4 separate regions of the Homo sapiens genome follow, and all the other regions are linked to region 4. The links are chromatin loops, found by intact Hi-C in ENCODE. Cell type or tissue: CD4-positive, alpha-beta T cell. All regions are shown on one strand.

Region 1 (8,000 bases), 450 kb before region 4:
TTTTCTTAGTTACGTCTATATAGTGTAGGAAAATAAAAATAATACTAACATAAAATGTAATAAAAACCTTTTCTCAGTTTATGAAATAATGTACACTTACAAAAATTTATTCTTATATATATTCACAATTCATTCAAAGAATAAATTAATAAAAGCAACCTTCAAGATTAAACCAGATAGTCATGACCAAGAAATATAAAGAGAAGGCCTAAGGAATTATTTTGACTGTCTGGTAAAACAGAGCCAGCAATCCTGGCATGAACCCCAGGTTCATCTATGACATGCAACTGTGGGCAAGTCACTTGAACTCTCTGCTGCTCAGTCTTCAGAAATTGTTAAAATGCCACCTACATTGTTAAATTTTGTGAGAATCCTTGAAACTAATGATTCTAAGTAAACAGAATTATCGACAAACAAATATAGGGAACGGTGTGAGAATGAAATTATAATTATACAGTTGTCCCTTGGTTTCTGAAGTGGATTGCTTCCAGGGCCTTTATGGATACCAAACCCCTTGATGTTCAAGTCCCTTATATAAAATGGGATAGTATTTGCATATATGCCACACATATCCTTTCATATACTCTAAATCATTTCTAGATTACTTATAGTATTAATACAATGTAAATGCTGTGCAAATCATTTTTGTATTTTTAATTTGTATTATTTTTATTGCCTTTTTTAATTAATATTTTGGTTGAATCTCAGATGTAGAATTCCAGATATAGAGGGCTGGTTGTACACTGATGGTACACATCTAACAAAATGATCTGGCTTCCAAAAGTTGGCTGCAAACAATGTTTGGAACTTGAAACACAGTTTTCCCACAGAATTAATGTTGGTGGTTACATCCTAAGCCATCTCACCAAAGTCCACTGCGCCTACAACAAAATGGAGATGCTATATTTACACCAATCACTACCAGAAGCCTCAGACCCCAGGTCACGCCCATCCCCTGAATACTCAGCTCCACTTGGCTGTCGGGCCAGTGCCCTCCAATACTCTCCTTTCTCACTTTTTTTTTCTCCATGGCACATATTAATAGGACAAACCATTTATTTTAATTATTTGTAATCTCAATTTGTAAACTCAATTAAATATTTTCTCTACTTTGTTCATTTGTGCCTAGATCAAAACCTGGCATACAGTTAAGTGCTCAGTAAATATTTGTAAAATGAATAAATGTTTGGAGGAAGGGGGCTCTCATGACATTACTAAAAACTGTACTGGATTTTCTGGATTAGAGATAAGAAAATCTGTGTTCTAGTTGTGCCTTGGCCACGAACTGTGGTCTTGAGCAAGTCAACTAATCTCTCTGGGCATTCATTTCCTCATTTGTAAGGTGTGTAATTTAGACTATGGCACTGATTAGGAGCCTTTGAGAGTACAAATGAAAATCTATAAGCTATTCTCAATATTTTAAATAGTCTAATGGAAAAAATAAACATTTACCTAAGTAAGTATAGGGCTTGTGTACTTTTTAAACGTAAATAAATGGGTAACCCTACTTCCTCTGGGCTAAAAAAAAAAGGCAAAATTCTTTGCTTTCAGGCCCATGTTTACAAAAACCAAATTGGCAGTTTATAAATGTGACTAATAAAATAAGAATGCATATTATCACTTAAGATACATGTTTTTGTAAAAATAAAAGGATCAATGTAGGAAATTAATTTTAAAAGGTCCTTCTTTGGCGGTGGAAAGATTTAGAACCACCAGGAATCATCTATTCCAAGATCTTTCCAATTATCATATTCCATTTTTTCTACCTATTTTCATCACTATGCAAAATATTTAAAACGTGACAACCCTTCCAATTAGTAATACTGCTGACTTTGGCCCATGCCTAAAGTCTAACTTCAGAACCTAGAGAGAAAGAGAGAAATCAGCAACCCGGGACATATGAGAAAGCAGCACAGAAAATCAGGGAAGATGTAACTGCTCCTCATAACAAGGGGGCACTGATCTTCAGTCCCTTCTCTTTCCCATAGGGCCAAGCCACCATCCCTACCATCCAGTTTTGGAAAAGAAAGAAGATGAGAAGAACAAACAGGTCTGTAAATGAGGAAACTGCAGTGTGCTGTGCTCGAGCTGGCCGAGCCGTTGGGCAGCAGTCACAGCCGACGGCAGCAGCACAGCGGACCTGGGTCTCTTAACAGTGCCCACTGAGCAGGGAGGGAAGGGTCAGGAAAGACACATAACGACTGGGAAGGGCAGACAGAGAAAATAGGTAGAAAATCCCCACAAGGGAAAAGACAGACAGGCATAGCCAGGTTGAGATACATAAAGGAAAAAAAGCAAAAGGATGATATCCTGCTGGGCTGGTACAAACACACCATAACAGTGCTGGAAAGAGGGGACAGAGGAGAGAAAAAGAAGGAAGAAGCTAGAAGAAAAGGAAATTCCTGCCAGAGAATTGAAAGAGAGACGAATTTGGAACCAGGTTACTATGTGCAAATAAGGGGGGTGCAATTAGATGGGGACCACAAACAGATAAATACACCAGCTGATGATTTGGCAGTGCAAAGAAAAGCTGACGGAACCTCATGATTACCAGCACACATACATCACAGAACAATCTTCAAAAGTCTAAAATAACTTCATTTGTTATTAAAACTAAATTAGTTACCTAAAAAACACAGGCTGATCCCTAAAAGATGCTTCTTCAGCAGAGAAGTTCTTCTCTTCCATGCCATTAACCACTTCCACTGAATTGGCACTATCATTTTGGGAAGGCTGTTTTGGCCCAGAGAAAGAAATAACCAGATTTGGCTCCTTTGAGGTACTCAAATGCCTTGGCAAACTGCAGGTGACATCAGCTCCAGGAGACTTTTTAACTGAAAATGTAATGTGCATGTTTGAAAAATTAGATATGCTTCTTCTTAGCAAACATTTAAATCAATCTTGATCTAATTTGTTTTTCTACATTTTATTTAATCAAAATACGATTCTTGTTACAGAGAAAATTTGCTTTCACCTTTTAAATTATTACTTTTATATAAACAGTATTCGCGAATCAACAAAAATAAACACAGAACACATTTATGTAAGTGGGAATAAATATTGTAAGTACATTCTCAAAAAAGCCTCATAACAATTAAAATCAATCCAAGTACTTGGTATAGTCTTTTCAACTATACATATTTAATACCTTCTGGATCTGGAGTCATTTGAAGCTCTACTTCTGCAGAAAGACTTGTGAAGAAATCCTTCAGGAAGAACAAAGCATCCTAAAATTAAGAGATGTAATTTTAACTAAGGAAGAAAAGAATCACCTATTTCTAAAACTATGAAACAAAGTATCTTAAACTCATATATTTTACTCATTGTTCAAATATAGCTACAATTTATTGAATTCTTTCTCCATGCTAGTCATTATTCCTATTCTTCCCCCCACCACACACACACACACACACACACACAGATACACACTTCCCTTTTAATTCTCATAACTTTATGAGGAAATTAATTTATAGGTATGAAAACTGAGAGACAGAAGTTAAAGATTACAAAAGTAAAAAGGACTAAATCAAAGTACATTTGAGTTTTCTTAGAAATGGAGCACTCTCACTCTTGGCCCTGGCTCTCATTCTGCATTGTGGTGATATTACCAACAATCATGTGCTGGACACTTTTTTTTTTGAGACGGAGTCTCGCTCTGTCGCCAGGCTGGAGTGCAGTGGCACAATCTCGGCTCACTGCAAGCTCTGCCTCCTGGGTTCACGCCATTCTCCTGCCTCAGCCTCCCAAGTGGCTGGGACTACAGGCGCCCGCCACCATGCCCAGCTAATTTTTGGTATTTTCAGTAGAGACCGGGTTTCACCATGTGGACACTTTTAAGTGTCTTCAAAGTTCCAAATGACTTAACTTCTGCTTTTCATACATTATATTGCCTTAATACATTTCATCATTGAACATGATATTCAAAATAATGAAAATAATCCATTCAGTATGGTCTCTCCTGAAATTACATAATTACAAACAAAAACTGCATGGCTCTGTCTTCACTTTGTACGTACATGCCATATTTGCCCATTATAGGCAGCTTCGTTTTGCCTATCTCACTCAAACTGACAAATATATCTTCGAGGATATATTTGTATATATGCCTGAGCCTGATCTTATTCTTTCCTTTCATAATCCTAAACTGGCCGGGTGCAGTGGCTCACATCTGTAATCCCAACACTTTGGGAGGCTGAGGCGGGCAGATCATGAGGTCAGGAGTTCAAGACCAGCCTGGCCAACACAGTGAAATCCCGTCTCTACTAAAAACACAAAAAATTAGCCAGGCGTGGTGGCAGGTGCCTATAATCCCAGCTACTCAGGAGGCTGAGGCAGGAGAATCACTTGAACCTGGGAGGCGGAGGCTGCAGTGAGCAGAGATCACGCCATTGCACTCCAGCCCAGGCGACAGTGCGAGACACTGTCTCAAAAAAAAAAAAAAAACCCAACAACAAAAAACCTAAACTAATATAAAACATTAATACTGTGCCAAAATGCAATGTGAAGGGTCAAAATATTTAGTGGCACGCCAAAACAGTTTGACAATTCCAAAAGCTCTGTCTACTGATCACATATCTCAGAAGTACAAATGATGCAAATGAGAAGGATATCCTAGGTAACATGCATATGGGAGACTAAGCAATGGACTGCAGCACAAGCAGGTGGTTTCGTCAGTAGTGGAAATATTCTGATTCTGAAGCGGGGTAGTGGGTTCATGAATTGTTCATTATATTGTTATGCTTTACATATATATTCATGTATGTATTTTATGTATTATTTCCATCATACACATTTAATATATATAATTCATATTATACCAAATATTACATGTTTACAGTTTAACAGCATATAAAATGCTATTCTTTGGCCACTAGATGGTGATATTTTAATGCCATAAATGGTGGGACTCCATGATTACCTTCAAAAAAACAGCAAATTTTCAGGTATCAATTTCCTCTTTAAAAAAAAAAAAGGGAGACTAAAGATACAATGGTTTCTACTCATTTTTCACCACAAATGCACAAAACAACAGATAAAGAGATGCTAATCACCAGCTTTTTTTGTTTTGTTTTGTTTTGTTTTGAGACAGAGTCTCGCTCTGTTGCCCAGGCTGGAGTGCAGTGGCACGATCTCGGCTCACTGCAACCTCTGCCTCCCGGGTTCAAGCAATTCTCCTGCCTCAGCCTCCTGAGTAGCTGGGATTACAGGCACCCGCCACCAAGCCCAGCTAATTTTTGTATTTTTAGTAGAGACGGGGTTTCATCATGTTGGTCAGGCTGAGTCTCGAACCCCTGACCTCGTGATCCACCCGCCTCGGCCTCCCAAAGTGCTGAGATTACAGGCGTGAGCCACCGCACCCGGCCACTAATCACTAGCTTTTTAAAATGTTCTCAAAATTTTTTGATTTTGGTATTTATGCTAAACTCTTTACAAATCAGTAAGACCAACAACTCAATTTTATTTTATTTTATTTTACAGATGGGGGTCTCGCTCTGTCACCCAGACTGGAGTACAGTAGCATGATCATGGCTCACTGCAGCCTCCACCTCCTGAGTTCAAGCGATCCTCCCACCTCAGCCTCCTGAATAGCTGGGAATATAGGCAGGCACCACCATGCCTGGCTATTTTTTTTTCTATTTTTTGTAGAAACAAGATCTCACTATGTTGCCCAGGCTGATCTTGAACTTCTAGGCTCAAGCAATCCTCCTGCCTTGGCCTCCCAAAGTGGTAGGATTACAGGCATGAGTAACCCGCACCCGACCCAAACAACCCAATTTTAAAACTAGCAAGACACAGACACTTCAGACACACAAAAGAAAATACACAAATGGCTAATAAGCACATAAAAAGATGCTCAGCATCACCTGTTACCAGGGAAATCCAATTTAAAACCACAGTGTACACAAAGCATCCCAGCTAAAATTTTAAGAACGACAATACCAAGTTTGGCAAGGCTATGAAGCAGCTGCAGCTCTCATGGCTATTGGTGGGAATATGCAATGCAACAGCCACTGTGAAGAATTGTTTGGCAGCTTCTTAAGAGAGCTCAACATATACTTATCTTATGACCCAGAAATTCTACTCTTATATATGTATTTATTCAACCAAGAGAAGTGAAAACGTATGCCCATAAAAAGACTTCTACATAAATTTCCTAACAGCTTTATTCCTAAGAGCCAAAACCATGGAACAACCTCAGTGTGAACCAGCAGGTAAACAGATAAACCGTGGTATATCCACAGCAAAATCCTACTCAGCAATAAACATCACTGTGGATACATGCTACAACATAGATGGATCTCAAAGACTTAACGCTAAGTACAGGAAGCCAAGTACAATTCCATTTACATGAAGTTGCAGAACAGGAAAAAACTAATCTATGGTGACCAAAAGATCAGTCAGTAGTCACTTTGGGATGGTGAAGATGAACTACAAAGGGACATGAGTGACGTCTTCACGGTAAGGAAAATGTTCTATATCTCAACTGGGGTAGTAGCTACTCAAGTGTGTAAATCTGTGAAACCTCCATTGAACACTTAAAAGCTGTGCATTTTAGTGTATGTAAATTATACCTCAGTGCAATCAATGTTTTTAAACTTTAAAAAATTGTTTATGCTAAACTTTGACTGTAAAATGTCTAGTTTGAAGATCCTATGATAAAGGATATTAATACTGCACTATGACTTACAGTGTTAAAAGAATTCCTTTTAATGTCATACTCAAGCAATGAAGCAATAATGATGAAAAACACAATTGTGCAAACTGGTGCTGCTCCATGTTCATCCTATAGAGCCTGGTTGAGCACTTACTTATCTTCCTTAGCAGAATGGTCTCCCAGTCCCAGTCCACAATCAGAGTAAGGCTTTTGGTATCTTTACAAAAATCTTCACCTGCCTAGCTCCACTGCACTCCTTAAGGCCCACCTTGAATGTCACCACCTCCAGAAAGCCTTTCCTGAGCATCCCTCACCCTTCCAAACTCCCAGTCTAGGTTAAGAGCCATCTTCTGGTCAGGCATACCATCCCATGCCTATCTGTATCACTTGTACTCACCACAGCACATTAAAACTATCTCTTTTATGTCAGTCTTCTATAAAGAGATCCTTGAAGATAGAGATGTCTTATTCATCTTTGTATCCCCAGCATCCTAATATAAAACTTGGGACAAGGCAGGCATTCACCAAATGGTCTTGAATGAATTGATACGCTTTCCCGGCAGAGTTCCAGGCAGTACAAAACTAAAATGGATAATAGGCTAGCAGAGTCAGGAAATCCGGCCCCCTTCCTATTTTGAATCTCAAACTGCCTAGCTGTATGACCTCCATCATCCACTTATCCACCAGATGGAACTCATTCCATCTGCAATGCTTACTGCCTGCCCTAAGGGAACACTGAGCTTTGGAAGCAGTTGCACTTACCTTCAATGGCAATGCAGCTTTTTCAAAAACATGAAAGAATAATGTGTTGCTTTCATACTTAACATGATTCAATTAAGAAGAATAAGTGGGGATGTGCTCGGTTAGAAAAATAATACTCAAAGCATTATCATTCACCAACTGATTTGTTTTCACAAGAAAAAATAAACAAAAATATTTGATTTTCTACTCAGACGACCATTTACTATCCCAAAATATGGTATAGCAATCTTAAAAGAGGCGAACTGAAAAGAATTTTTGTGTCAGGTGATATACCTCATTAACGCTTACATATTTGTGGTGTGGCTTTGTTTTCCTAGCTTTTATGTCTTAATGAATTATTTCTCATTCTTCCTCAAGGTAGTCATAAAATTTATTTCCCTGATGGTTCTAAGATTAATAACTCTCCACTTTAAAATCATAATGCTTTATAGTTCTAAATAAGAAATTGTGTTCAATATTAAATTTAAAAGTCTATTAAAGAAAATTAGGGTGGGCACAGTGGCTTATGCCTATCATCCCAGCACTTTGGGAGGCCAAGGTGGGAGGATTACTTGAGCCCAGGAGTTCAAGACCAGTCTGGGCA
Region 2 (8,000 bases), 150 kb before region 4:
CCCCTCCCTCTCTGCATCGACACCTCCATTTTGCCCAGGCGTTCACAATTCCAGGGGTAGTTTCCTGATAATTCAGCTGAAAATTTCCCCGGCTCAGTTCTGTTTCCCTGAGTTGCCCCCCTGGGCTTTTCTCTAACAACTCGGCTCCTTCCTGAGGCCGTGAATGGGGCGCATCTCTGCCCACGTCACTGTTCAGCCAAGGTCGGCACATTTCCTGTGTTCATTCTTCTTCATAAATCACATCTCCAGCCTGCTAATCGCCGTGGACGCATTTCGAGGGATGCTTTGCAATTTTCACTGGCTCTGGTGTTGAGAGGTCCCCTGGCTGCTTCTAGGCAAGCCAAGGGCTTTCCCTCTAAAAAGCCGTGTGTCCCACATCCAAGTGCATACGCGGGTTGAGAGGGAAGGAAGTGGATGAAGCAGGCCTGGAGGAAGATGCTGAGGGCCCGGGACCTGCCCCCGGGAGGCAGCTACTTCTCAGGCCAGCCAGCTGTCTCCATGTGGGAACCAGGCCCAGCATTTGCAGAGGTTATAATTTCTCAAGGGAAGCTGCAAATCTGTGCTTTTATGTGTAATTTCCCACTTAACAAAAAATGCCAGCAACAAAATAAAAATTGAAACGCCGTGGAGACCAAAATGGTCTCTCACACCACCAGACTGTGACTTCTGTCCTGGTAGATTAATAAAGTGACAGGGTGTTAGGCCACTTAGAGCAGGGTGGCCTAGCGAACAAACACAAGGCTGGGAACCAGAACCCATAGGCCTGGATCTGGTCCTAGCCTGGACACTGCGTGATCTTGGGCAAATAAAGAACTGAGTCTCTAAAAATTCCTGTTGTCCACAGTCATCTTCTTAACCCTTACAAGAATCTCATAAGGTGGAGCTCATTATTCCTATCTTGCAGAAGTGAAAACCCAGCTCAGAAGGCAGCTGCAAGAGGGCTGTTGGTTCCCACAGGCCAGCTTGCAGCTCTGTTTCTGGGGTGTTGGGGAGACTACTGTCTGGGCGAGCAAGAGCTGGATCTGTCTTCAGCAGCTTGAGCCGGTTGCAGAGTCCAGCATTCTTCAGGGTCACAGGTGGCTTTTCCTCCTCTGGATCTGAGATTTTCTCTCTGCTTTCCCTGCCCTCCCCTCTCTATGCTCAGCATATTTTATTTCTGTAGCTCCATATTCTTGCCATGTCGCTGGTTCTGGGTGATGTTTCAAACACTGTTGGCACTGGGTTAGAAATGTCATTATCTAACTCAGAAAAGCTCCAAGAGGAATGTTGTGTATACGCATCTTCTCCCCATGAGCTTGTCTCTGCCTTGTGATGAGAACTATGAGGGCGTAGTCTTTGTTGCTTTCCAATCTTCGATGCTCTTTCCTTCACCTAAGACGCTGCTTTCTGAAAAGAGAGAGATTCCAGAGCTCAGCCATTTAGATCCATGAGTTCTCGGCACTGGTTCTTCTTCCATTTTTGTTTTGATAATAGTGCTTAGTAGTGATAACAGTGATACACTGGAGTGGCCCCTTGCTTGCCCAAGGCCGCAGGCTCTGAGGAGATCGCCACAATTTGTAAGAAGCTTTGAGCTTTTATACTGTTGCATAAAACAGAAAAGGGCAAGCTGTGTGTATGCTCCCATTTTACAGATGGGAAAACAGAGGTCATGCCTGGTTAAATAACTTGCTCAGTAAACCCACCTAGCCAAGTAATAAGTAAAACTCATTTGGCCCAAATGTTTGATCTTAAGGTCTACAGTAGTGGCCTCCCCCTCCCCCGCTTAACCTCGCCCCCACTTGCCTTCGTTGGGGCATATTCACTCATTTGGGTTCAGAAGCAGAACTGACATTCTCCTAGACATTGTCATCTGGTGCTTGCTCTTTGTTCTGTCTCTGCATGGTCTCTTCTTTGGGAAAGGTCCTCCAACTACTGAAATATGAAACCAGGAGTGGGCCAGGGGAGGGGAGACGCGTGTCTTGTGCTAGGGCTGGATCTGACTCGCTGTGAGACTTTGGGAGTTTTTCCTCACTCTGGGCTTTGGTTCTTTCTTCTCCAAAGGGTGTGGGGGAAAGGAGAAGGGCTAGCCCGGGCTCCAGGAGGCAAATTGGTCACATATAGGCAATTGGTTCACAGCTACATTTGAATTGGTTGCCAACCTTTAGAAACCAGGAAATGTCAGGTCAAGAGCTAGCTCACCACCTTTCTTGAAGAAGAATATGTGGCCCCTTCACACCATTAGGCTGGAGGGAACATTTCCACTTGTCACCGTCCCTACCTGTCACTCCTCTCAGTGACACTGCCTGCCTGGCCCTGCAGGCCCTGGGTGTGGGACTCCTAGCTCAGTGGCTTTCAAGGACCCAGCATCCAGTCCCAGGGGTCTCATTCCCTCTGAGGTGGGCACCCCTATAATCCTCATTTTCAGATGAGGAAACAGAGTCACTTGCAGTTTGAGTGACTTGCCAAAGGTCACACAGCTGGTCAGCAGCAGAGACAAGACTCCCCCTAGGCTTGTAGACTGTGGGGTCGGTTCTCAGTTGCTGGAAAACAGATCTTGGGATTGAGTTCTTCCAGCAACACAGGTGTGCTTCAGCTTAAGAAGTTTTGAGAAAACTTGATTTATTTTTATTGTTATTATGGAAACTTTAAACATGTGCTAAGAGTAGACAGACTCATGTGATGAACTCATGTGCTCATCACCCATTTCCAACAATTTTTATGGCCAGTTTTGCTTAATCTGTGCACCCGCACCCCATTATTTAAAAACAAATGGGCACCAGACATCGTATCCTTTCATTTGGGAAGATTGTAGTGTGTCTCTCTAAAGGGAGAGGGTTCTTTTTCAAAGTATAACTGTAATATTACTGTATTGTCACACTCTCCCCAATAATAGAAAATCCTTAATTATGCAGGGCAATTTCAGTGTGAACTTACACCGCTGATATGTCTAGAAAGGATGGCCATCATGCTTGCTTTCAGAACGAGCCAGCAGCACCCCAGCTTTGGAATCTGAAGACTTGGGTTTCAGTCTTGGCTTCCTTATTTTATTTTTATTTTATTTTATTTTATTTTATTTTATTTTATTTTATTTATTTTATTTATTTTAATTTTTTGGAGACCGAGTCTCACTCTGTCTCTCAGGCTGGAGCGCAGTGGCGCGATCCCAGGTCACTGCAATCTCTGCTTCCTGGGTTCAAGCAATTCTTCTGCCTCAGCCTCCCGAGTAGCAGGGATTACAGGCGCCCGCTACCACACCCCGCTAATTTTGTATATTTAGTAGAGACGGGGTTTCACCATGTTGGCCAGGCTGATCTCGAACTCCCTACCTCTGGTGATCCACCCGCCTTGGCCTCCCAAAGTGCTGGGATTACAGTCGTGAGCTACCGCGCCTGGCCAGCTTCCTTACTTTCTAGCTGTGGGACCTCAGGCTGGCCACTAGATCTCTGAGCCTCAGTTTCCTTATCTGGAAAATGGGAAGAATCCTAAAATTTATCCATCTCAAAAGGCTCATGTGACAGTCAAGTGAGAAGGCGTACATGCAAGGTATCCTGTCAAATTACACAAAGTCGTGATTTTAATGGAGGAAAGCAACATAAGTACTGGGTGGTGGAGAAATACTTTTGGGTCTCATCTTGCTGAGACTAGGTAGGAAGCAGAATAAGAATAGCCCTTCCTAGGCGCCCACCGGAATGCTCAGCGCTGCCGCACAGAGAGTCCGCATCCGTGCCTGCCACCGGCCTAAGTTATACCCGGAGCTACGACGACTTATGAGATGGGCGACTCTAGGACCCTCATTTTCCAGACGAGAAAACGGAGGCACCTGCAGGTTCAGTGACTTGCCCAAGGTCACGCACCTGGTCAGCGGCAGAGACAGGACTCCCCCCGCCCGGGCCCGCGGATTGCCGGGTCGGTTCTCAGTCACCGCACAGGTGCCCTGGAGAGTGCGACCACCCCCTGCCCTCCGCCCCGCGCCGGCCCTCGGCTCAGTGCCCCGCCCTTCCTGGAGCACGGCCTGCGCATGCGCGCGCCCCAGGGCCCAGCCCTGTTCCTGCTCCGGCTCCTGCGGGGATGGATGCTTCACGCAGTAAGCGAGTAAGCGAGCCCTGGAGACCGGGGCCCTGGGTGTGCGGTCGGCTCAGTGCCACGCGGTGAGATAGGCATGGTTATCAACCCACGCCAAGGCGGTTGTGTACCTGGCATAGAAAACACTGCTGTTGAATGTTGTTTCCATAGTCATTCGCCAGCGTCCACTGATGAGAGGTGCCACCACGGACACCCGGCCTTGCTCCGTCGAAGCTTTGGTCCATTAGGACCAAAGTCAGGCCCCAGCGGGCCTCCCTGCCATTCCTGGACGGCCTCGCGTCCTCCCAGAGCCTGACCTTCTCTTATCTCTGCAGCCTAAGTCGCGGAAGCGTAGACACCCGGCTTTTCCCGCGTGCTCTATCGGGCTCCCCTGGACACGGAGGGTGGAGCAGAAAGAGCAGAGGGGCCGGTGGGAGCCATGGGGAGTCCGCCTAGCTCCAGAGGTAAGGGCGAGAATGGCTTCATCCTCCCCCCTTCATCCTCCAGGCCAGCCTCGGACCCAGCAGCATCCTGCCCAGGGGGCACCCCCACCTCCCTGGATGCCAGCCAGAGCTGGAGAATATTCACGACCCAGAGGAGGGCCTGGACTCCAGAGAAGGGACCCCCTTTCACAGTGCACTCTGTGTCTGTGTGGATCTGATTTCATGTCTAGTGACCACTATTTTTATCCTCCCAATTCCTAGGACACCTTACCTGGATCCGCCTTTGTAGCCTCCTCCTGGCTCTGGGGGCTGTCCTGTGGGGTCCGAGTAGCTGAAAGACAGCCCCTCCATGTGAGGAAGCCCCCAACTGGGGAAAACCCCCTCGTGGACTCATTCCTGTCCCTGCATGTGGCCTTCACCTGACTGTCTGCATTGAGGCATCCTCTGCCAAGAGCAATTTCAAAGTGGCAGGTCTTGGGAGATGGGGTGCTGTATTTGGGAGTAGGGGCGGGGAAGGGTTGAGGTGCCCTGGGAAAACTGGAGGAAGACATTTTTAATGCTCTTATGAGGCTGGGAGCAGAGGCCAAGAGGGGCAGAGCAGAGCAGGGGTGAGGAGAATGAGGCACTGGCCTGGGCACAGAATTGAAGGGGCACCAAAAATCGCAATCATCAAGGGAAATCGTATTTTAATGCCATATTTTAAAACTCAAAATTAACAAAAGGAATCCATGATGAACGAACTATCAACATTTCAAGTAAAGACAGGATCTGTTTCATGGATATCTCCTTTTGCCTCAGGGTCCAATATGGAACGGCATAGTTGATTCTGTCTTTATTTAAAATTTTTGGCGGCGCGCGGTGGCTCAAGCCTGTAATCCCAGCACTTTGGGAGGCCGAGGCGGGTGGATCACGAGGTCAGGAGATCGAGACCATCCTGGCTAACACGGTGAAACGCCGTCTGTACTAAAAGTACAAAAAAATTAGCCGGACGTGGTGGCGGGAGCCTGTAGTCCCAGCTACTCCGGAGGCTGAGGCAGGAGAATGGTGTGAACCCGGGAGGTGGAGCTTGCAGTGAGCCGAGATGGCGCCACTGCACTCCAGCCTGGGTGACAGAGCGAGACTCCATCTCAAAAAAAAATGATAATAAATAAAATAAAATTTTGATTTTTTGTTCATCGTGGATTTTTTTCCCCATTACTTTTTGCATTAACATTATTTATCTTGAATTCTGGCTGCTCTTAAATTCTGCACCCAAGGCAAGTGGGCTTCACTCTAGTCCCATTCCGGGAGGACGGTGGATTCGTGAGCATTCGGGAGACCACCACAGGACCCTTAAGCTGCTTCATTGCGCAGTGGGATCCCCTGTAACCCCAGACTTCAGTAATAATCCCACACAGAAAGGTCTTACGTGAGTGTTTTCTTGTGAAAATTAAAGGAAAGTGCTGCTTTCAACATCTGCCACATTTGCAAGAAGAGCAAAGGTGGCCCATTTGAGACCACCCTTGAACTAAACCATCCAGTGAGCCCCTGAGGTCGGGACAGAAGTGGCCATGACCTTCCTCAAGCAGGGACTGTGGTGGAGCCCACCTTATCCAGCACAAGGTGGCCTGCTGACTTCTGGTGACAGTGATGCCAACTTCCTGGCTGTCCAAGGTTCAAATCTTGGTCTTAATCCTCCTGGCCTTCTCTCATCAATGGCCAGAGCCACCCTAGCTAACAAGGTGCCCAGGGACTCCGGGGTGGGAGAAGTCCAGCTTCTTCTTAGCTGAGGACATTTGAGTCTCGTCACAGCCCCCAAAAGAATACTCATTTTTGTAGCTGGAGGGCCTGGCCTCTGTCTATCTTTGCTTTTCCAGAAGCTGACAAGTACCTGCCGGAAAAACTGCCTCTTTTCCCTCCCGTGCTTGGAGCAGGCATTGCTGACAGATCACAGCTGCTGGGCCCAAAGGTCCCTTTGCACGCGGGACTTCAGGAAGTTGCTGCTGACCTATGGGAGTTGGTGCAGAAAGATGAAATTTGTTATCCTTGGCTGTATCAACTCTCTCTCCTCTCCTTGGTGGTGATAGTTTTGTTCTTAAAAGCCTCTTGTGAGAGAATTTGTGGATGAAGAACCTGTAAGATCACAAGTGAAACAATTTATTGATGTCAATAGATTTATACACGTTCATTAAGAATCAAAACTAAACTAAAACATCAGTCTGACTAAAGAGACCACCACAGATATTTCATATGCTGTACATCAGTAACAAAGGGTACCAAATAGTTAATATCCATGTACTAGTCACATGAGAAATGTTTTAGGGTCATTGACCAGTGTAGTCAGTACAGTGGTCCCATGGTATTTGTGGGGGATTGGTTCCAGGAATCTCTTGGACACCAACTCCGTGGATGATCAGACAATATAAAATGTGGGTCAGGTGCGGTGGCTCATACCTGTAATCCCAGCATTTTGCGAGAATCACTTGAGGCCAGTTCAAGATCAGCCTGTGCAACATAGCAAGACTCCACCTCTAAAAAAAAAAAAAAAAAAAAAAATTAGCCCAGTGCAGCGGTGTGCACCTGTAGTCCCAGCTTCTCATGAGGTTGAGGTGAAAAGATCACTTGGGCCCAGGAGTTTGAGGCTGCAGTGAGCTGTGACTGCCACTGCACTCCAGCCTGAGTGACAAAGCAAGTCCCTGTCTCTTAAAAAATAAAATAAAATAATAGCATTTGAATGTAACCTACACACATCTCCCATATACTTTAAATCATCTGTAGATTGCTTATAATACCTAATACACTGTAAATGCTATGTAAATAGTTGTTATTCTGTGTAGTTTTTAAAAACGTGTATTTCTTATTGTATTTTTTTGTTTGTTTTTTGTTGTTTTTGGAGACAAGGAGACAAGGTCTCACTCTATCACCCAGGCTGGAGTGCAGTGGCACCATCTCGGCTCACTGCAGCCTTGACATCCTGGGCCCAAGCGATCCTTCTACTTCAACCTCCCAAGTAGCTGGGAATACAGGCGCTTGTCATCATGCCTGACTAATTTTTGTATTTTTGTAGAGATAGGGTTTCACCATGTTGCCCAGGCTGGTCTTGAACTCCTGGGCTCAAGTAATCCTCCTGCCTCAGCCTCCCAAACTGCTGAAATTACAGATGTGAGCCACCACGCCCGGCCATTATTGTTGTATTTTTATTTTTTTTCAAACATTTTTGACTTGCGGTTGGTTGAATCTGTGCGTGTGGGAAGCATAGATACTGAGGACTGTAGTTTCACCAAAATGCTTCCAGTCACTGTGCCTTCCACCAGCTCCCTCACACATCTGGGTGCATGACGTGTCGTGGGAAGAGTGTGGCCTCCAGGGCCCACCAACCTAAGCTTCAATTCCAACTCCACTCCTGCGGACCAGTTACTTCCTTGAGGTCCATTCTTCTCATTTGCAAAATGGGAGAACAACTTTTCCTCAGGTTGCTGGGAAGATTAAACAAGATCGTGATTCAGAATGCTTAGCATGTATGCTCATGACACACTT
Region 3 (8,000 bases), 180 kb before region 4:
AACGTATTTATTGTAGTTTTAAGGCAGGGCCCTGGATTTGACGGAACCGTTCTCTGGGACTGTTTCGATGTTAACCCATCCCCTTATATTAATATATTATTTGATACTGCAAATCATTTAAATTCTCACTAGTCATTTACACAGGGTTCATATGTAGGTTTTATTTGTAGGTCAAAAGTGAAATTAAAACTAGGAATGAACTAAAAAACATTCTTCGTGGATTTCTTTTGCAAAGGCTAATATATTTTTATTTTAAAAATGTATTTCTGCCTTATTTTTCCACTACTGATTTCAGTTAGTTATTTAATATAGCCCATAGCTCTTCAGAATTATGTTTTCATTTGTCCTAGCAATTCTACTTGTGACAGACCCTCACATACAGAATACAGTAGGCATCTGGAATCTTTTTTCATTGATTTGTGAACCTTCATTTTGTTGAATAATTTTTTTCTTGAATCCTTTCACATGAATGAACCCTAACATCTAGCTCAAATTCTGACACAAAGTAGATATATTCTTTAATAGATGATAAAACTGGTTAATGTCTACAAAGTAACTGAGATAACAACTGCTGCTGTACTGATATGATACTATGTACTATGATGATATTTTGCTGCTCCTGTGCAGCTCCGAGTTATTTTAACGTGATCATTTAAACATGTGCTTTTGCTAGATGTTAACTTTTATTGACTCTAAAGATATATAAATATTATGTTTAGTTTCTGAAATACCTTTTCCATAATCTAATAAAACTTTAGGGGGAGTAACTAACATCAGGAAGTATGCTTAATATTGATACGTGGACAAACTTGTTTATCAGTCTTAAACTGTCCTGTGATTGTGATTGCATGTTTTTTGGTTTGCCACATACTCTCGGGACTTATTTTCATAGTTTTGTCTTACTGAATTTATCCCTATAGTAATTAGTACCCATGGGTATTTGCCTTTTAGATATTTTTATGAGTGAGTAGAATTTTCTTTCTAATGAAAGGATTCATAGAGCCATAGAGAGAAAAATCACCCAGTTATGTAAGAAGAATGATTATGTTGATTTAAAAAAAAATTCATTCCTATCTTTGGTAATGTTAGGGGCGTACTTATTTCTGGGGAGGTGATAATATTGTGGCTATACCTAATAAAGAGTTCTTATTGTTTTGAGATAAATCTGGAAATATTTATAGATGAAATGATAAGATCTCTAGGATTTGCTTCAGAATAACACAAGGTGAATTGAAAGTGGGAGGACAGTGGCTTTGATTTGATAATTGATGAAGCTGGGTAATGAATACATGGGGATGCATTATACAGTGCTCTCTACTTTGTGTATGTTTGGAATTTTCCATAATAAAACTTTTAAAGATCCATCTCTGTATTTTTTTAGTGTTAAAGAACGCTTGTGATTTAATCTAATTAATATGAAAATAATCTACCTAAAATTTAGGATGATTAAATTATTGCTTAGCTGTATATATTTGTTTAATTTACAGTGTCAGAAAATAATAAATTTACTGCTGCTTCTGTATATAAAATGAGCTTTGAGTATTCTCCCACTTGGGGGTGCTCCAATACTAGTTAATATTACAGCTATTAGTGTTGTAATAAGTGAATACAGTTTAGCAGTAACTTAAGCATTATATGATAGGTGATTCTTAGAGGAACAATTTTAAAAACTATTTGAAATTACTTAGGAGTTTTTAAAATATTATTAAAATATACCTATTTGAAAATTCCTTTGTTGAACACATTATTTGTTGAACAAATAATGTGATAGGCATATTTACATTCCATTTTGACAACATTATAGAGTTTTTAAATTTGTAATACTTTTCTTCTTAGAAGGTTTCTTAGGAAGTAAAGCAATGGAAAATACATCTCATTGTTAAATTATGGTGCTTTGAACAATGTTGTGTTCTTTGCTTTCATTCTCAGAAAACATCCAGTACAGACCTTTCTGATATCCCTGCTCTCCCTGCAAATCCTATTCCTGTTATCAAGAATTCAATAAAACTGAGATTGAATCGGTAAAAACAACCTCAGGGGTCCATAAACAATATCTGCCAACTCAACCTGTTGTCTTCAAATGCTAAAAAAGGAGAATGGAGGGTACAAGACTAGACATGACTGAAATGGATTTGGGTTTTTTGGTGACCTCCCTTACTGGGCTAATCAGCACTTGATCGGAAGTCCAGGTTAGTATGTGAAGCCAGGAGTACTATTATTATTGTGTTAGCAACAGTTGCATTAACTATTTCAAAAATTACTGCCTTTAAAAAAAACAACCTCAAGCTATATTTGTATTCATAATTGACATCTGGATTGGGTTTATGTTTGATGCATTGTTTGGAAAATTTGCAATACAAACTGGCATAAGAATTACTTATTCTGATGATGCACTTTTATGTATTTTTCATTAGAAAGTAGAACTAATTTTAGATTTTCAGCTTGATGGATTTTCAGTTTTTCCTGAAGAATTTTCTTTACCATTAGTCTTCAAATTGGATACTGTTGTGCAGTGGTGTACTGTTATACTTCAGAGAAAGGGTAAGAGTACATCTAGTTCAGTTCCTATGAGGTAGCTGTAACCCTTAAAAATGAAACGTCAACTCTAGGGTACATTTGACATTGAAAGAATAGTTAGGAAATAACTTGGTTTTGATAGGGTCATGATTAAGAAATGATATATTGGTTTTATTTATGGAATTGTTTTATAGTGCATACAAATCAGCGATCAGCCAGCAAATATTTTTCTTTGAGCTTGTGAAAGCTCTGTGTTCTTTTGCCTTCAATCTGTTGTCTTCAAAACAAACAAACAAAAAAAGCTTCTTGCGCCTTTCCCTCCCCTGTTTTCTTCCTTTTTCTTTTTGCTTGTATGCACAAGGTAGGACTTACTTCGTAAGAAACAAAATGCCAGTATTTTCTTAAGCCATGATGTGAAACCAATGACCCTGTGACCACATGGCACAGAACACTAAATTTTGGTCCCATGGCTGAAACTTGAGGGTGACTAAAAGTAATGCCTGTGAAACATGATATCTATCTGGGATGGCCATTTGATCTCTAAAAGGAATTTTGTACACTCCACAGAACTCCTATCTATAGTAAAATTGATTTTCAGTTTTAAATGTGGGCAAAAAGGCATTTTCTCCAAGATTTTAAAACTAATTCTTATTTTTAAATGGTTTACCAAAATTTGTCAGTACATTTTACGTGTAGAAGCATTTTAAAAATCATTTCTAGCAAGCACTTGACATCTAGTCAGCTCTCTACTCCTTTATTTTGTTTTATCAAAAGATTAAGAGCTCCTTTCTTTGAATAAAATAATTTCTCATAATTAAGCAGTAGAAGATCTATCTTCACAAAGTATGAGGGATGCCAGATGTTGATAAACTTACTCTTTCTGAATCTGGACAAAGTCGACTTAACAGATTTTTCTGATGAGCATGTTTTATGAATCCTCCATTGTGCTCCATTCTATCACATGTGCATTTTTCATGTTAAACTGCAATTACTTAATCTCTTCCCCTATCCTTCTAAATTAATTTTCTGAAGTTGGAGTGTAGTCTTTTCCCCCTTAGGCTATGCATTAATCGAAGCTTTCTTTTCACCATGACTTTATAATGTCTAGTAAACAATATTTCTACTTCCCACATCTTTGCTTTACACAGTCACCTTGCCCTTCCTTCCACCACCGAAGAAAAAAGATGGTCATACTAACAGGTGAAATGTACAAGGTGTCTGTGTGTTTTGTGTAGCTTCAGAGTTAGATTGAAATTACCAGGCACAGATTTAGTCTTGTCATTTTGTTTACACATTGGGGAAAACAATTCAGTTTATTAAACGTTTCATGTAACTGCACCCAAGTTTTGCCAAGCTGGAAACTTGGACCTTTTCTGTGTAGTGACTTTTTAATTATAGTTTTCATAACCTGGAGATCAGACTGTTGCTTTCGCATGATGTATGTAGTGTCTCATGACTGGAGTTTGCTTTGTTTTATAGTATCTGTACTCCTTGTATTTTTCAAGAGCTATTTTGTAAACAGATGATGTATTTCTCCATTGAAAACACAATAAAAAAAAAACAGCACAATCTCACAGTTGCCTGATTTCTTTTGACTACTACTTTTTTCCAGTAATCATAAGTTTATAGTATGATTCTAAGTGAGGATTTGCAAAAGAATTTGGTTACATTAGAAAAGATTTGTTTCTGGTTAACTTCAGCCATTGGCAGCAGCCTTGTATTTATAGCTCAGATAATAATTAGGTGTTTGTTTTTCATATAATTGATCTTTAGGGAGGAAAACATTAATATAGTTACTATTAATTCAATTTTAGCTCTTCCGTCCTCTAAAGTGTTCTGTGTCTGTAGACACCATACGTTATCTGTATATTTATTCTATGCCTGTGGACAGTGTACTGTCCTTTTCAAAGCATTTAGCACTTTAATGTCAGCAGGTGGCACTGTTGTTTTTCAGTGAATTTAGAATTACAGACCACAACCAACAGGATTCTATGTTTCTTATTTTACTAAATGCAAATCAGATATTGCTTTTCTTAACCCCCCAGATGCTCAGCATTGATACTTAACTCATGGTGCAGGAGCGAGCTGCTCTGTGTATTTTGTGATGGTCAGCTCTTGGGTATGGTTATCTTGTGTTTTGGGTGGAGGGATGGACTCTTTGTGTCAAAGCCATTATTCTGAGGGACATGCAGTTGTTCATATATCATTTCTAAAATTCTAATGTAACCTTCCCTATATATGAAAATGGGAATGTGGCTGCATTGTGGGATAACTTTTTAGTAAAAGCAAAATTTAACTTCTGAGACTGTTCAGTAAAAGGGAAAATATTGTAGGAATTACCCTTATCTCCCTTGTTAACACTAAAAGAATTGAACTGGCTGTACTTCCTCTACTTTGATAGTCATCTAGATGCAGTTTGTATATCACAGTTTCTGAGTTTTATCATCCACGTGGCCTCTTGGCATTTTCATGCATCTTGCTGAATTAGTAAAATTATAATGGAAAGTTGTGTTTTGTGGCTGTGGGTATATTCTAGAATAAAGTTTTTATTTTTCTAATTAACAGGTTTTTTTCCCACCACACAGAAAAATGTTTTAGAGCTCTGCATAGTATTAATTCTGGCTGCATTCAAGGTGGCAATAAATGATCAGCAGCTCCAAGTCGTAATGGATATATGAACAGATAAATCATTAATGTATACAAACTTGTAGATTGAGTCCCAGAAATACTGTTAGTGCACTTAAATTATAAAACTGTTTACCTGAAGCAGCACTGAGCAATCCTTTGGATATACTTTTACCTGTTTTTATTCTAATAAAAATGACTAGTACAAGGAAAATTAGTTGGTTTTTAGCCTGAATTGTATGTTTTGATTTGATTTTTATTTCTCCACATTATTTTGCTTGTTAGCTTTTCTTCAAACCAGTATCACAAATGGATGCTGTCTTCACTCAGACCTGACTTTGGTAAATGAAATATTATGTTCTGTAATAAATATGACCTTCAGTCATATAGAAACCAGTGGTCTGTTTAATATCTATTTCTCATAGAATCAATTCATTCTTCTTTTTTCTTATCAATTTAAAAATTCTTGTTAAATTTTACATAGCTTTTATTAGCACCAAATAAGGAAGATGGCCTCAATGTTTTTGAGCCATGTGTTTCAGAAGTGATTGTACTTCATTCTAGATGTGATTTTATATACTTGGGAAATCATTTCAACTTCTTTTCTTCTTTGGAGACATGCTTTTGTCTCAATATTCTGGGAACATCATTACAGCTGATCAAACCACACAAGTATTCTGTTGAAAGGGATGGAATTTTAAGTACATTTTTTTCTTTCTTCATCCCTTCCCAATTCACAGGCCTTTCCTTAAAAGGGTAGAATTAAGACTAGGCTTAAGTTCACATTTCAGAAACTTTACATTTGTGTGAAAGGTTGTGATTTTAGTTATTGTGCTTTTTTCTGCAATTATCTTTTAATGTTTTTTCTATTTTAATCCAGCTAAGAGTCACACCTACAAAGGGCACAGTTTTTGTTGAGTTTTTAGAGTTTATCTGCTGTTTAAAATGTTAACTTTCAAAGTATTCATACTTTAATATAAATAAGAGTGCAGTCACTTTTTCCTCTGGTCTGGGTATCTTTAAATTCCACCAGTAAGGTGGGAAATGTGTCTATTCAAGTAAAGAACCAGAAGAGTGAGCGAGAGAGACAGAGAGTGAGAGCGTGTGTGTGTGTATCAAAGGATTATATTTTTTGCTTTGATACTTCTAAGGTACAGAATAATGCTTTGTGCCACTAGGTTAGAGTTCTTGTTTGTTATATGTTGTTTTAATTTTTTAATGGTGAGAATGGATTTATGCTCAGCCCTCCACACTCCCTCTTACTGGGTTGCAGAATTGACTAGGGAAAGCCCAAGGGTGTGCTGGTTTTGTTTTTCATTTTGGAATAAATAGAGTCTGGACGCTAGAGAGCTGATTCACCCTGGACTTGAACTCGGCACTGCCCACTTGGTCTAAGCAGCACCGTTCCCTTTTCACCTGAGCACAGGTGTCAGAGCATTAAGACATACTATAGCAAAATGCAAAATTTTGCAACAGTATAAATTCAGTTATGTATTATCAGTCTTAAAATTGTAGAGTCTTCCTCAGTAGTCATTGAATAATACTCTTTTTGTCAGTTTGTTTCTCAAACAAGTCAACGGGTTTGTTATGGTAGGTTTTAGTCTTGGGCTGGTTTTAATGTTACTAGTAGTTAAATGATAAAGTCTCACCTCTTTTAATTACCACACATCACAATATTTGAAACGGTGTAGATGGTATCCTCATTTTTCACATAACCTGGATGGTTTTTATTAGTGATATGATTATGACCTGATTTTTAAAAAATTATCTTTAAGTCTCTTAAAGTCTCTTAAAAATACTTCACAAGCTTTTTAGAAGTATTTCCTTTAATTAATTTGTAGGATGTTATTTTTTGATCCAACAGATTTCATGCTGAAAATATATATTTTGAATAATTCAAACATTTCAGTTTTATGGTTTTTTTTTTTTTCCAGCTCATTGGAGACATTTATCTCAGTCTTGTGTGTTTTCTAATAATGTCATGTAGTCCTAAAATAGTTAAAACTTTTTTTTTTTGGTATAATACTGTTTTTGCCCAAAGACTTCTGGAAGTGCAAAATAACAAAGTTATTTCTGGGGAGTAAGGTGATCTCTGTCTCACTACCGTGCCCCTCTCAATCCCCATACATACACACATATGTGAGTTTTGGGGTTCTTTTCAGTTTTAGGCATCAGAAATTGTGTGTGTGTGTGTGTGTGTGTGTGTGTGTGTGTAAAAACGTAAAATGTCCCAACTTTGTGCTCTTCCTTGTGGATGCTGTCTCTCTCTTGGCATAGCACCCTCCTTAGAAACTTTCACACTGTGTGATGCCTGGTGCTATGTGATTTCCAGAAATCTGGCATGAGAATTGGTCCTTGTTTGCGTTTTCTGACTGCAGTGGAGCTGTTAATAAAGAGATTGATGATAAAGTTGTCGAAAAGAGACAGTTGGGCAGAACTGCTCCCCATGAGTGACAGAGGGCATGATCTGCCTTCACAGCCAAGAAAGTTGCCCCCAGCTGAGAACCGACCATGCCTGGACACTGTGCCAAGACTGTTAGGGGAACTTTACTGCACTATTAGGCTACTACCTCTCTCTCTGTCGCTTTGGCTTACTTCACATTACCATTTTTTTCCTTAAGTTCTTGAGATGCTCAGGACAAATCTCTGCATATACAACACACACTTTCCAACTGTAAAATAATTATTTTTGAAAATTATTTAAAGCACTCAGTTCATCCTAATTTGGCTTTTATAGTAAAATAGTACAAGTTTTAAAAGTATTACTACAGTTTTCATACAAAGCCTGCCTCAAGAATAAGCATTGGCTTCAATAAGCATTGGTTATGGGATATTAGACATTTTAGCCATACTTATTG
Region 4 (8,000 bases):
AAGGAGACTGCAGGAAAAAGCAGTTCTGCTGCTGAGGTACAACGTAGCATAATGTTGTTTTTCAAAACACCACCAGTTCTGCCTTCCCCTTTTAATGGTATTCATTTTCCTTCTTAGAAAAGGGGTTAAAATTAGTAGGCACATTTCATATTAGCGTATTTCATGCAATAAAGCATAAATTATTTAAAATAACACGACCTTTTATCTTGCACCTTTTGAAGGAAGCAAATTAAAAATGTAAATTGGGAGCTAATTAATATGCAAATGTATTCATTCGCAGTTAACAATTAGCAATTAAACCTGCAGTGTCTACAAAGAGCACGGACAAAATTAGTAACTTAATTTATCATTAAAAAATGAAAACGTACACAAAATTTTAATTGACTTTCAAAATATTTCCCCTGCTTTTTTCCTTTCATTTTTTAATACCAAAAAAAAATTTTTTTAATATTATGCCTTACCTCTACAGATGAAATTGGGTACATGCAGTGTTCAGGGGAGTTCATTAAATAGGATTGGAGAAAAGCATGTTAGGAAAAGTTTGCCTTTTACATGAGGTATTAAAAGATGACATTTAAGAGTGTTGACTTGTGTTGCATAGTCGAGTTCAAGAGAGAAATAAATACATAGATTCTCCTGTGTTTGGGAATATAGAGATGGCAGAGATTTGTAGAGATAAGGGGGAGTATATGCGGCTTATGCACATAGATGTGGGACCGGCTGTGTGTGTGTGTGTGTGCGCGCGTGTGTGTGTCTACACCTTCTAGAAGACACACAGCAAACGTACAGGGTCATTTAAATGCTTCTGGTTCAGCTTTGAGAATTCCAGTACAAAACAGTTGCATGGAAAATCAGCAACAAATAGCTTAAGATGTAAATAAGATACTCTCGGTTGATCATGAGACACATTAGCATTCTATGTTTCATCTATCCCTCCTCACTACAACCCAGACACACATATTTTCCACTTTCTGTTTTCCTGTAGAATTTAAAGAGCAAACCTTTTGCATATTTTCCTGAATTTGGGGTTCATTTGCTGCGTCTCCTCACCATCAGCCTAGCTCTGCCTGCAGATGTAGCCTTATATTTTTACACACTCCCTTTCTAATGTCATGCAGCATAGGAAAGAACCCAGCAAACATAGGATCTGTTGCTTGCAACCTTATTTTGGTTATTTAAACAGCACCTGCTGCTCCAGCTCCATTGAGAGCTTTAAGTTTCATTCACAAGTGTTTTCTTTTGGTTTTTCTTGCTTCAGGGCTGACTCGGGGCGGCTGCGCTGCGTTCTCTCCCCTGTGAACTTTGCTCACGTTTTGGACTGGGCAGCATCTCGCGGTCTGCTCGAGCGGGCTGCCCTTCTGCTTAGAGCTGGACAGTGTTCTCGTCTGCTAGAACGGGATTTTATGGTCAACAGGACATTGCCATGTGTCACTGCAACACTTAGAGGGTAGTTTGAACTGGGATTGAAGGTCTGTCTGGCTGCTTTCCCCGGCAGGCCCCAAACTGGCTTGGATGCAATTGAGCCAGCATTTTCCAAGGTACTCTCATTCACAGTCATAAGGGACAAACGCATCTCATGTGAAAAACTCAAAGGCCAAGGAGGCCAGGGCATGAAGTATTAAGTTGATTTTATTCGGTTTCACAGAAGGCAGTTCTGTCTTGTTGACTAGCAACATTGTGACAAATTGTTCTCGATTAAATGCTTATTATGTGTTTATTTAGCTGTTTGCCTGGAACTAGAGAAGAAAAAAAAATGTGTTACAGTGTATGGCAATATTCTATCCTTTCATAATTGTACCAGAGAAATATGGCATTTTCTCTCCTAAATTTGTACTTATTTCGGGCTCTCTCACACTCTCCTGACAAGTCTGATACTCCAGAACTTCCCAACAATAAGAGAGACCAGGGAAAACAAACAAAAAAACTTGGTTTTAATGGAAAATAAGAGAAGAAGCTAAATATAGCTCTTGACTTTCACAGAATTGTGATTCAGATCTGCTAATTTCTATTTGCCTGGGAGAAATTTTAAGAGTCTCATCGCACCCCCCCCCCCCACCGCCCCCCGCCCCATGGCCATCCCCACCTCCCTAGACTGGAGGGCCCGGAAATAATGACTGGGAAGGAGTTTACCTGTCATCTGTGACACACCCGAAAGAAAGGTTTTTCAGCCAGGGACCCAGCTACAATGCCCAGGCTGGGAACTGTGTGGTTCAGAGGTTCATAGAAGGCATTTAGGAACCAGCTTATAAAAATTAATGTTTTCTTCTTTTATAGGAAATATGCACCATTCTATTTCAGTATGGAAAAAATACGGACCTTGTCACTGATCATTTTTCATGGACTATTTATTTAGGTTTTGAGCAGCTCAGAAGCCTTTTTATTCCTTTTGAGCTCCCCTTGGGATGCTGAAGAGAATAAAGATTTCTCCCTTCCAATACCGTGCACACATTTCACTGTGGGAACTGTCACCAAACTAAACAAAAAACTGAGTCCAAGCACCTTCCACCTCGTTGGCCAAAAAAGACCCAAACGGCCCTCATATTTTTATTTTTGCTTGTGCGCCTGCGATATTAAGCAGCTAACAACAATCTGAGAATTAAGTTACCACAATTAGGAATTAGAAGCAGGTGGCATAATAATGGCGCTTTTTTCATTTCATTTATTAGCAAAAAGAGAGAGAGGAGCTTCATTTATTTTCATCAGCGCCTCAGTAAAAGCATAGCAATTTGCAACACAAAAATCATTTCAAGTACCTCAGCCTTGTGCAAACCTTTTTTTTTTTTGTTGTTGTTCCTTTAAAAGCCTTTTAAAGTTCACCACCTCCCCCGCCCAACCCCATTCTGAAAGGACGTGCGTGTGTGTGGAGAGGTGAGTACTGGTGGGATCAGACTATTTCTCCCCCAAAGCAGTTTTGGGGGTTCCATAACCCAGGGAGCGAGGTGTGGGGCATCTCCTGCCCTGCCTGCCTCCGCCTGTCTCTCATTTAGTTTTGCACCGGCTTGTTTCAGTCTTGCAAAGATTTAATGCAGGGGCAACCTCTCTCCAAATAAATAAAGTGAGCAACACCTCTTTGCATGGCACCCTCCCATCAGCCATCCGGGCCAGCGCCTCCAGCACCCCACTGCCCGGCTCCGCGGCACCCCACTGTCCAGCCCCTAGCACCCCACTGCTGGTGCCGACACCCGCAGGCCCTACGCTTTTTGCGTTTCTACCCGCCGCTCCTCGCAGACCTGGCGCGGCGCAGCAACCTTTGCGCGCCCTCTAGCGTCAGCATCGGGGATTACCACGAGCTGGCCCGCACGCCGCCGCCGCCTCCAAGCACCACCCGCCCGCGGGAGAAGCAGCCCGGGCTGCAGCAGAGGCTGGGGGGCGAGGGGGGCGAGGGGCCGAGGGGGTGCCTGGGCTCGTGCATTTACACGAAGTCCCTCCGAGACGGAGGCGGGCGTGGGTGATTTTATTGCAAACTTTGGGGAGCCCCTTCCTTGGCTGCGGCCGCCCGCTGGTGTTGCCCCCGAACCCTGGGCATGGGGCGAGTGGCCCAAGCCCGGACCCTTGGAAGTGGCGCGGCGGGGCTGCCTTTCCTCGGGTGTTCGCGGCTCGGCGCGACCCTCTCTCCCGTCTGCTCCCCGCCGCTCTGCTCGCCCCCTCCCCTCGACCAGGTTCTGGCTTTCTGGCCTGTTCCGGCCTGGGGGACTCCCTTGTCCTGTGCCTCCCCATTCTACTCTCTGTCCACATACCCCTGAGTCTCTCTTTTCTCCCTGTTTGATTTATTTTAGAGCAGCGGATCACAATTTCTGACTTCCACTTTGCTCTGTCTGCCTTTCCCCATCCTACAGCATTCTCGCCGTTTGTCTTTTTTTCTTCCCTGTAACTTTTTCTTCTCTCTCTCTCTCCCCTCCCTACCTGTCTCCCTCCCTCTCCCTCCCTCTCTCTCCCCCTCTCTCTCTCTTTCTCTCTTTTTGAGAGAGTCTCCCTCCAGGCTGGAGTGCAGTGGCGCGATTCCGGCTCTCACTGTCGGGTGCCCGCCACTATGCCCGGCTAATTTTTATATTTTTAGTAGAGACGGGGTTTTTCCATGTTGGCCAGGCTGGTCTGGAACTCCTGGCCTCAACTGATCCGCCCGCCTTGGCCTCCCAAAGTGCTGGGATTACAGGCCTGAGCCACTAGGCCCTGCCTCTTCTCTCCTTTTCTGTTTCTCAGCCTCCAACTTCATATTTCTGTTTATATTCTTTCTGCCCCCTGTTCCCCAGGGAGTTTCACAGAAGAGCCACAGGCCTCTAGCATAGTCATCTAGAATGCCAGCCACCTCTTTTCCGTCCAGCGTCTTGGAATTAGTCTCCACTGGATCTTGCTGCCTGAGCTTCTGGTCTGCAGGGTGACAGGTGCCTTCTGCAGCCCCCTCAGGCCAGGCTTGTTTTTGTTTGTCCTTTGCTTTATAAACACAGACAAATAGCCGTTTATTTGGAATTCACTGTCCTCATTGAAGAGGTGGCATTAGGTGAGTGTAGGAATGGTGATGGGGATGGGATACCAGAGTCCAGAAGGCCGTGGTCACGGAGAATCCTCCACAAGCTCCCAGAGTTTGGACTTTCCAGGACAGCCTTGCATCTTCCCTGCCGATCGGGCAGCCTTGGAACCTGGCACAATTTTATTAAAGATATGTCCAGTTTTAGTGGCCACCAAACTTTTCAACGGTTGTTGGTATTTGAGAGAAGTCTCCATCACCAAAATAATAAAAGGAATTCAGATAAAACAATGAGTTAGTACATGAACCTATGGAGTGAGGAAAGATTACAATAAAATCAAAGGCTGGTGAGGGAGGAGAGAAGACAGGATGTGCAGTGGCATAATCTTGGCTCACTGCAGCCTCAACCTCCTGGGCTCAAGCTATCCTCCCACCTCTGCCTCCCAAAGTGTTGGGACTACAGGTGTGAGCCACCACACCTGAGCTTTGGGGGTATAAATTGGTAAAAAGAAATTTGGCAATCTGTATTAAGAAACTTTAAGATACTCCCACCATTTTTTTTTTTTTTTTTTTTGTGATGGAGTCTCTCTCTGTTGTCCAGGCTGGAGTACAGTGGTGAGGTCTCCACTCACTGCAACATCTGCCTCCTAGGTTCAAGCAATTCTCCTGCCTTAGCCTCCCTAGTAGTTGGGATTACAGGCATGTACCACCACCTCCGGCTAATTTTTATATTTTTAGTAGAGACGGGGTTTGGCCATGTTGGCCAGACTGGTCTTGAACTCCTGGCCTCAGGTGATCTGCCCGCCTTGGCCTCCCAAAGTGCTGGGATTATAGGTGTGAGCCACCGTGCCCAGCCAGATACACATATCTTTTGATCCAGTAATTCCACTGCTGAAAATCTATCCCAAAGAAAGATTCTGAAACGTGGAAAAAGCTGGAGAAGTAAACCAAGCTGCCATACTTGAAAGAGAAATTGGAAATAACCTAGATGTCCAACAAAAGTGGATGACGATTTGAGTAAACCAGGGTCCACCCGCCACTTAAAATTGATGCTGCCGTGGAGAACCATGTTGGTAAGAGTACAGTAACCTGGGAGTGCAGGTGATCGCGTGCTGAGACAAAAAGCAGGATTCAAAGCTGAATCCACAGCATGATCACGAAAAAGATGCTCCACAAAGTAAAAGTTACACAGAAAATACCCGCACAGTGCCTGTCTTTGTATGGTTGGAACTATGGGCAAAGTTTTTCCTCCTTTATCCTTCCACTTCTCTTTTGCCTTCTAATTTTCTTGAAAGAGTGAGATTTTACTTTTAGAATAGAATAAAAGTCACCTTTGTTTTTCCTTTTTAAAGTGGCTGTGAAAGCGACACGGGCTCTGTGGGAAGAGAAGTAAGGAGGACTTCTGGGAAGGAAACGAGGTTCTCGGATGAGCAGGGGCTGTGATATGAAAGTGATCAAGAGGTGAGTGTGTGGGGGGTAGGGACGGAGCATGGGTTTTGGAGAAAAGTGTAGCTAGATTCCAATCCGGCTTCCACTCCATGAGGTGGGGCTGTGCTGGGCTCCACCAAAGGCTTGCTGCTGCCTTAGCTGTTAAACACGGGCTTGGTTTCCTCAGCAACTGACCCGAGCACTGTGTATCTGTGGTCATCACCATGCTCCTGTGTGCTGATGAAACAAGGAACATACACAGTACAGTCTCACTGGAGAGAAAGCTACTTCCCGATGGGTGTCTTAGCCCAAGCCGGATGATCTGTGGGCCAGCACCTGAGCACCTGAGCAGTAGTTGCAGCCCTGGGCTTCACCTGCTCACACAGGGCTGTGTTTGGACAGGTGCATCCCAAAGCGTGCTCCATGGAGCACTGTCCCCAAGATGGTCCAAAATGCCTTGACACATGTATTGAGCACCTACTGTGTACCAGGGCTGTAAATTCCTCAAGGGCAGGGAGCAGATCACCCAGCAAGGGTCTCACTACAGGGCCAGGTGTGGTGGCTCACACCTGTAGTCCCAACACTTTGGGAGGCAGAGGTGGGAGGATGGCTTGAGCCCAGGAGGTCGAGGCTGCAGTGAGCCAAGATTATGCCACTGCACTCCAGCCTGGGTGACAGAGTGAGACCCTGACCAAAAACGAAAGAAAGAAAGAACAAGCTAATGAACGAAAGAAAGAAAGAAGAGAGAGAGAGAGAAAGAAAGAGAAGAGAAGAGAACAGAACAGAACAGAAAAGAAAAGGAAAAAAAGGCTCAGCACAGTAGAGGAGCTCAACATCTTAACTTTCATTCATTCAACCCATCCTTCATTTGAGGCTGATCCTTGGTGAAATTGGGACATTGAGGAAGCTTATTTTAGCTGACCCTTCATCTTCCATGTCACAGCTTCTCTTCTCTTGCTAGAAATTCATCCTGCCTCCCTCCTTCCCTACAGTGCTAGCTAATAGAACATTCAATGAGGATGGAAATGTTCTAAAACGTGTGCTGTCCAATGTGATTGCCACTAGCCACATGTAACCACTGAGCATCTGAAATGTGTCTAGTGCCACCAAACTACTGAATTTTTAATTGTAATACATTTTAATCTAAACCAAATAGCCACATATGGTTAGTGAGTACAGTATTGGACAGCACAGCTCTGTAAAAACCTGTCCTCAGTTTTGCCTCTGGTCTCACTCAAACTCAAATCCATCTTTTGTGTCCACCCTGTGATGAGCCCTTCAGGCCTTGCTCTAGATGTCACTTCAGTGGCATGCTGGAGTCGGCCTCCACTGGCTGGCACCAGCTTGCACCAGCTTGCAGGAGCACATGTTTGCATCTCTTCCCAACCTGCAGTGACTTAACATTGGTAGCTTGACATCAGCAGCTATGGAAGCATTTACACCATGGGAATGGGCAAACACTACACATCAGGTCTGTTTCCCCCCAGAGCCAGTCATTAAATGGCAGCGTTTACACCAGGGGAGTGGGCAGACACTACACATCACGTCTGTTTCCCCCCAGAGCCAGTCATTAAATATTTTCCAGTGTATCCATGAGTCACAGGGCCAGGACTTGCATTCCCCACAGACTGAGTGTCTCCTCCAGCCTTGCTCACCCCCATCCTGGCTCTGCTTTATTCACCTGGCTTCCCAGTGTCAGGTTGGGCTCTTGGACTGGGATCCTGTGGCTCCCAGGGCTTCCAGTTCTCACTGGACTCTCACGCTGCAGTTTTATGTCTGCTTCCTCCATTAGTTTTATAATCTTTTGAGAATAGGTAGCTCCTGTGACCTGTGAAGTGCTGAATCCCCAGGGCCTAGCCCATAGTAGGCAATCAATAAGTAGGTATGGAATAAATAAAGACAGCATGGTGGAAAGAGTGTGCAACTGGGAGCCTGTATCTGGGGCCCTAAGTTGGAATCTTGCTCTGCCTGTTACCAGCTGTGTGACATTGAATCTGGCCCCTCTGTGAGTCAGTGTCCTTGCATGTTACACAGGCATAACAATCCCTTTCCTGTCCACCTCGTGGGGATATTGGAAGGGTCACGTGACATATAGGAGTGCTTTAAA

The links. Peaks named below come from ENCODE experiments on the same cell type or tissue, not always from the same donor. Only the 100,000 strongest peaks of a DNase experiment are listed, where the experiment ranks them.
Region 1: a loop joins it to region 4, with 7 times the contacts of the local background. A loop is called at or near these places in 3 of 110 quality-filtered maps.
Region 2: a loop joins it to region 4, with 2.3 times the contacts of the local background. A loop is called at or near these places in 36 of 110 quality-filtered maps.
Region 3: it touches region 4 in a loop (11-fold over the local background); 69 of 110 quality-filtered maps call a loop at or near these places.

What each region holds. Positions count from the first base shown.
Region 1 is chr14:96,292,334-96,300,333 of GRCh38, forward strand. ATG2B (autophagy related 2B) reads right to left here. Exons shown (of 42, transcript NM_018036.7): 35 at 3,149-3,227; 36 at 2,627-2,834. Among named protein-coding and RNA genes, the nearest start is that of BDKRB1-AS1, 28 kb to the left of the region's middle. In CD4-positive, alpha-beta T cell, CTCF peaks have their summits at 4,652 and 4,880 (motif pointing right); a DNase peak (open chromatin) is centred at 4,908.
Region 2 is chr14:96,588,745-96,596,744 of GRCh38, forward strand. No RefSeq gene overlaps it. Among named protein-coding and RNA genes, the nearest start is that of PAPOLA, 90 kb to the left of the region's middle. RefSeq lists a silencer at 3,887-4,066. In CD4-positive, alpha-beta T cell, no CTCF peak of the experiment used is centred here; a DNase peak (open chromatin) is centred at 4,017; H3K4me3 peaks cover 1,206 bases.
Region 3 is chr14:96,563,026-96,571,025 of GRCh38, forward strand. It overlaps PAPOLA (poly(A) polymerase alpha), which reads left to right. Exons shown (of 22, transcript NM_032632.5): 22 at 1,930-4,091. The coding sequence ends at 2,025. Among named protein-coding and RNA genes, the nearest start is that of PAPOLA, 65 kb to the left of the region's middle. In CD4-positive, alpha-beta T cell, a CTCF peak has its summit at 4,438 (motif pointing right); a DNase peak (open chromatin) is centred at 4,456.
Region 4 is chr14:96,738,344-96,746,343 of GRCh38, forward strand. It overlaps LINC02299 (long intergenic non-protein coding RNA 2299), which reads left to right and starts at 2,848. Exons shown (of 4, transcript NR_146552.1): 1 at 2,848-2,868; 2 at 5,818-5,926. RefSeq lists an enhancer at 2,514-3,014 and a silencer at 3,350-3,399. In CD4-positive, alpha-beta T cell, CTCF peaks have their summits at 3,247 (motif pointing left) and 3,450; a DNase peak (open chromatin) is centred at 3,238; H3K4me3 peaks cover 441 bases; H3K27me3 peaks cover 2,328 bases.